2 separate regions of the Homo sapiens genome follow, and region 2 is linked to region 1. Evidence: chromatin loops called from intact Hi-C (ENCODE). Cell type or tissue: CD4-positive, alpha-beta T cell. All regions are shown on one strand. Links, peaks and the distances in the headings refer to the core of each region. The heading gives the core; the rest is flanking DNA.

Region 1 (2,925 bases), core at 336-2,835:
CCTCTCGAGTAGCTGGGACTACGGTGCGTGCCACCACGCCCAGCTAATTTTTTGTATTTTTAGTAGAAACAGGGTTTCACCGTGTTAGCCAGGATGGTCTCCATCTCCTGACCTCATGATCCGCCTGCCTCAGCCTCCCAAAGTGCTGGGATTACAGGAGTGAGCCACCGTGCCAGGCCAGTTTTTGTATTTTTAGTAGAGACAGGGTTTCACCATGTTGGCCAAGCTGGTATTGAACCCCTGACCTCAAGTGATCCACCCACCTCGGCCTCCCAAAGTGCTGGAATTACAGGCATGAGCCCCTGTGCCCAGCCCATTTTTTAACTTAAATGTAGCATAGTAATAAATATATTCTGTGGCATGCACTATCTCAGAAGGTTTGTCACACAAAGACCCTCATTGAAGACAATTTTGGAGGAGGTCTTCAAATTAGAAAGGAAAAAAATACAGGAGATGCTGCAAAGACATGGGGAGTAAGGGCAAGTATACACTGGTAGTATAGTTTATTGCTGACTTGATAATTAAATACTGAGCAGAAAAGAAGAAAAAGTGTATATCCATAGTAACTCAGAACAGATATTTTTAAACATTATCAAAGTGATGGGGAAGGTGTGGTGGAACTCAAAAAACATGAGAACATTTTCAAGTACTTGTAATGTTAAGAGAAAAATGTAGATACTGATAAATTTAAGAAACTAATATGGTTAAATTAACATGGGTATTTGTTAGTTAAGGGCAACTAAAATAAGAACCAAAATGGCAGTTATAACTTGTAAACCAGAAGAAGAAAATTCATCCTATTTTGTAGAAAATAGGAAAGAAGAAAAATATAAGTGATTCAAAAATGATTTACAGTGTGGATTTCCTCTAAATGTTGAAAACATCCACTATGTGTCCTGGGTGACAGTGGTTGAAGCGAAGTAGAATTGAGGCATTCAACAGAACTGAGAAGTTAAGGTGTTGGATGACATGTCTGCATGGATACCATTACCAGAGCTGAGAAAAGTTTATCCTCCTTTAAGACTTCTGTCTTTGTATTTTCCTCCCCTCTATCCTCTTGGCAAAACCCTATAATTTATGGGGAATGAAAAAATTAACAATTTTAATCGGAGAGGGCTGTATGGGAAGTAGAATCTTCAGTGGAGTGCCAGGTCTCAATTACAGATGTGCAGGAAATGTTCAAATAAGAGGGACAACATTTCTGTATATTTTCATAGGCTGAGCTTATTTTACTGTGCAACAGGGCACCCGGGAAAACTGTGGAAAGGTTTAAAAAGAGGGGATTCTGTGATGGAAGATAACTGGGGAAGGAATTCATGATTATATTATGAGAGTAGGAAGAGGATAGGTGATAGTGTGAGGAGGTGCTTGCCTTTGGGTGGTGTCTAGGGATTACAAGGATAAAAAGCATAGATAAAATTGGCTGCACACAAAATCCCCAACATTACTTCACATTGTTTTATATCCAGAATGAGCTGAATTGTTAGATGATAAACAACCAGCACCCCTAACATTGTCCCACCTCCTCACTGTAGTTTACTTGCTGTGTTCAAAGCAGAGATAAAGCCTCCTCCAGTCCCCATTCTTCCTTTCATCTCTTTTCTTCCTCTCCCATCTCTCACTTCTCCCTCACATCCCCATATCACATCACTACTTACTGCCTCTGGACAGTTCAGTGGCTAGACAAGATTACACCTAACGTAACCATTGGACAACTCATAGGACTTTAGACAAAGGTTGCCACCTTGTGGTCAGAGGCAAAAATAACCAAGGGTCTTGGGTCACCGACTTGAGTGTACATCAGAATCAGCTAGAGGGCTTGTTAAAATAGAATGCTGGGCCCCAATCCCATATTTGCTGATTTAGTAGGTCTGAGTTGGGACTTAAAAACTTGTATTTCTAACATATTCCCAGATGATGCTGCCATTGTTGCTTCAAGGACCACACTTTGAGAACCACTGCTTTAGACAAATCTTTTTCAGGATAGGTAGACCTCCATTTGGTCATCCAAGATTGGTAGAATTAGAGTTTGAACACAAACATGTTTGAATTAATTTTTTGCTACCTTATTATTAGGAAATGCATGTGGTACTGCTTGGGCAACAGCCTCACTTGTTTTCTTTATCCTGGACAAGGTAACCACTAAATAAAGAAAGAAGTGGCATCCATTCTCCCTGCATAGATTGAATGTACCATGGTATATGTAACAATTCCAGTGCCAGGCACAGTGCCTCATGCCTGTAATCCTAACACATTGGGAAGCCGAGGCAGGAGGATCGCTTGAGCTCAGGAGTTTGAAGCTGCAGTGAGCTATGATTATGCCACTGTACTCCAGTCTGGGCCACAGAGTAAGACCCCACCTCAAACAAACAAACAAACAAAAAAACACCCAATTCTTTTACTGTTGGACATTTAGGTTATTTCCAAATTTTCACAATTGTTAAACAAATTTAAAGTTAACTCTCTTGTTCCAAACCCTTCTCTTGTCATTTCCTGAATACCATTGATAGAATAACTTTGATGCAATTTAATGATGCTAAAGTCTCCTGAGTGAGGATGGGTAGGATCAAAGGGAATATGGGAGCCAAAAAATCCTATTCCACCAAAAGTACTACTATAAGCAAAACTGGACACAGGCTCCTGCTCTCTTGGAGATTACAGTCTAGCACAGGATTCAAATATTAATCAGCTATTCATACAAGTAAATATAGAGTTGTGGATGTAAAAATGCTGTGAAGGAAAGATCAACAGTGTGGTAGGCAGTGTGATAGTACTTGGGAATTTTGTTCCCAGATTGTAATAATAAACTTTTAAAAATTGGCTACTAACATTTTAATAATAAATTTGTTATGATTAATATTTTGACATATTTTCAAATTTATGCCTGTATACTGGAATTTCAATATATAATGAGGATTTTTGGAT
Region 2 (2,925 bases), core at 277-2,776, 660 kb before region 1:
TTTTAAAGCATCCAACATAAGAACGCTTCAAAGAGCAATTATGACCAGACTTGAGTGAAAAAATAGAATGATGAGTGAAATAAATAGAAAAATGAGTGAAAAAATAGAAAATTTCAGCAAAGAAGTGATATAAAGGAGAACCAATCGGAAAGTTTATAACCAAAAAATACAATAACTAAACTTTGAAAACTCATTGGATGGGCTCAACAGCAGAATGGAGAATATGGAGGAAACAATGATAGAACTAGATGATAAGACAGTAGAAATAACCTAGTTTGAACAACAGACAGAAATAGACTGGGAAAAAAAAAAAAAAGATGAACAGAGCCTGTGGAACTATAACAACAGATATAGCATTCATGTTACAGGAGACCCAGCAGGAGAGAAGAAAAAAGTGTGGTGCTGAAAATGTATTTGAAGAAATCATGACAAAAATTTTCCAAAATTTGAGAAAAGACAACTTACAGATTCAATAACTGACCAAACCCCTAGCAGAATAAACCCCAAGAAACCCAGGCCAAGATACAGAGTTTTCTGTACCTGGAACAGTGAATGGCACACAGTAAGTGTTCAGCACATAAATAAATGCATATATCACTTAACTCAGGTTATGGTGTCCCAGTACTATTGGCAGTGGCCACTTAAATCTACATAGGCTTGGAGTCATAAAGATTTATTTTAAATTTTAATTATTTTATCTGCATTATATTTTAGAGTTAACTTATCTACTCTTGTATCTATTGTTAGATTACAGAGGTTGCCAGGATAACAGATCAACAATAACAAAAAATAGAATATATTCTTGTCAAACTTTATCCAGTTTAGTAAATCACTATTCTACATAATCTAAAGGGTATTCAAAGTGACTACAAAATGGATTTAAAAATGAGATAATCTGGTCAAGAAAAAAATAAAATGGAACAGTATGAGCAAGGAAGAGAGTAGTTGGTGATGAGGTCAGAGAACTAACAGGGGGCCCGATCATGCATAGCTGTGTACATGGAAGTCTTAAGGTAAGGACTTTGACTTTTGCTCTTGCTTGAGCCATGGCTTGGGAGCCACGGGAGGGTTTCAGATAGGAAAAATAAAATGAAACTAGAGGTGAGTTTAATATAAAATGCAATCTGTAAAATCCTGTTCACTTGCCGGGGGTGGGGAATACCAAATATTTGGCTCCAAGCTTTCTAGCAGCCAATGCAAAAAAAGAAATAAAGGGCATGATTCCTACGGAGAGCAAAGCCTCTTCCTAGAGCCATGTTCCCTGCTCTACCAGTAGATGGCGCACATTCCATGTGATGAGGATTAAGGAGCAAACTCTTCAAGGCAGGGCTTCTAAACTGAGCCTAAAATTAATATCAATCATTCTTTCTGAACTACGTGCCTGGCTATTTAATTCACCATATAGTTCTTAGTGCAGCTTTGGGAGAATTTGCTATTATCTCCTTTAAAGATAAGGAGACAGGATTACAGGTAAAACTGGCTCAAGCCCAGATTTGAGTCTCTACTCTTTCTATTGCACCAGGCAGGCAACTTGCTATTATTTGGAAAACCTAAGGCAGGTTTTACTCTAATTGGTGGGACTCTTTGACTGGGAGGCTTTCTTAGTGCCACTGCCACAAGATGCAGTAAGAGTCGGAGGCGAATTTGGGGTTCTGACATAAAGTAGCTGTTTCAGATCAGGGAAATCGTTTAATCCGCGTGACTCAACTTCCTCTTCTGCCAAATGGGAATGACAAAATCTGCTCCACTTAACTCTGGAAGTGGTGTGAGGATAGCAGAGGGAAATAGATGTGAAAACACAAAGTAGAAAACATTCTATAGGAATGCTGTATTAAACCCAAGATTTATCGAATTCCTACAATGAGCTGGGTGCTGCGGTAGTCCTGTCAGGTGGTATTATTCAAAGTGTGGTCCATGGCCCACTGCTGGTCCACAAACTGTTTGTTGTTGGTTTGAATCGAATGGGATAAAATGGAAAGAAAGTGTTCCAAAACCTTAACAATTTGTCAGAGTAATTTTATGTCTGTTGAATATAATCATGAAAGAGTTGCACTTGTATTTTGTGTTTTTGTTTTTATTTCATTTTTCTAGTAATTTATTGGTATTGTATTTTATAAAAGTATTGATACACGATATATTTTAGGGAAAATGAGTTTTTCCTATGAATAGTTTGAAAAGCACTGCTGTAAGGAATATAAAGTAAAATATAGGACATGGGCCTGCCATCAAGGAGCTTGCAGGCTAGTTGGTGAACAGGTAGCAGAGTGGTTCAGAGACGCCACTACCACTATTCCACTGTGCTTTAACTCCTCTATGGAACAGAAGTCTATACAGAGCTGAGGAACTTACAAGTGAAAGATCTTCAAATCCTCAAAAACATTCCCTAAACAAACCCTCATATCTGCTGCCATAGAATAGTAGCAACTCTAGCTAGACTTGGACTTCTCTCACATGGAGGGCAGCCTGACATGGGATTTTTTTTTTTTTGAGACAGAGTCTCACTCTACTGCCCAGGCTGGAGTGCAGTGGTGTGATCTCGGCTCACTGCAACCTCCGACTCCCGGGTTCAAGCAGTTCTTCTGCCTCAGCCTCCCAAGTAGCTGGGACTACAGGCGTGCACCACCATGCCTGGCTAATTTTTTTGTATTTTTAGTAGAGACGGGGGTTTCACCATGTTGGCCTGGCTGGTCTCGAACTCCTGACTTCAAATGATCCACCTGTCTCGGCCTCCCTAAATGCTGGGATTATAGGCATGAGCCATCACACCTGGCCTGACGTGGAATTTTTAAAAAGTAAAATTTCTCATGAAGGTCACTTGTCAAAAATTATCCTTCAATCAAACACTATTCTTGTTTTTCTATATTACTTTTAAAGATATATAATTGAATGGGTAATACACATCCATGGCACAAAATTGAGAAGGTG

Evidence for each region. A loop is a pair of places that touch in the nucleus more often than their neighbours do. Peaks named below come from ENCODE experiments on the same cell type or tissue, not always from the same donor. Only the 100,000 strongest peaks of a DNase experiment are listed, where the experiment ranks them.
Region 2: it touches region 1 in a loop (18-fold over the local background); 48 of 110 quality-filtered maps call a loop at or near these places.

What each region holds. Positions count from the first base shown.
Region 1 is chrX:50,578,426-50,581,350 of GRCh38, forward strand. It overlaps a transcript of SHROOM4 not described here. Among named protein-coding and RNA genes, the nearest start is that of DGKK, 110 kb to the left of the region's middle. In CD4-positive, alpha-beta T cell, for the core only: no CTCF peak of the experiment used is centred there; a DNase peak (open chromatin) is centred at 1,746.
Region 2 is chrX:49,914,542-49,917,466 of GRCh38, forward strand. No RefSeq gene overlaps it. Among named protein-coding and RNA genes, the nearest start is that of CLCN5, 6.6 kb to the right of the region's middle. In CD4-positive, alpha-beta T cell, for the core only: a CTCF peak has its summit at 1,259 (motif pointing right); a DNase peak (open chromatin) is centred at 1,270.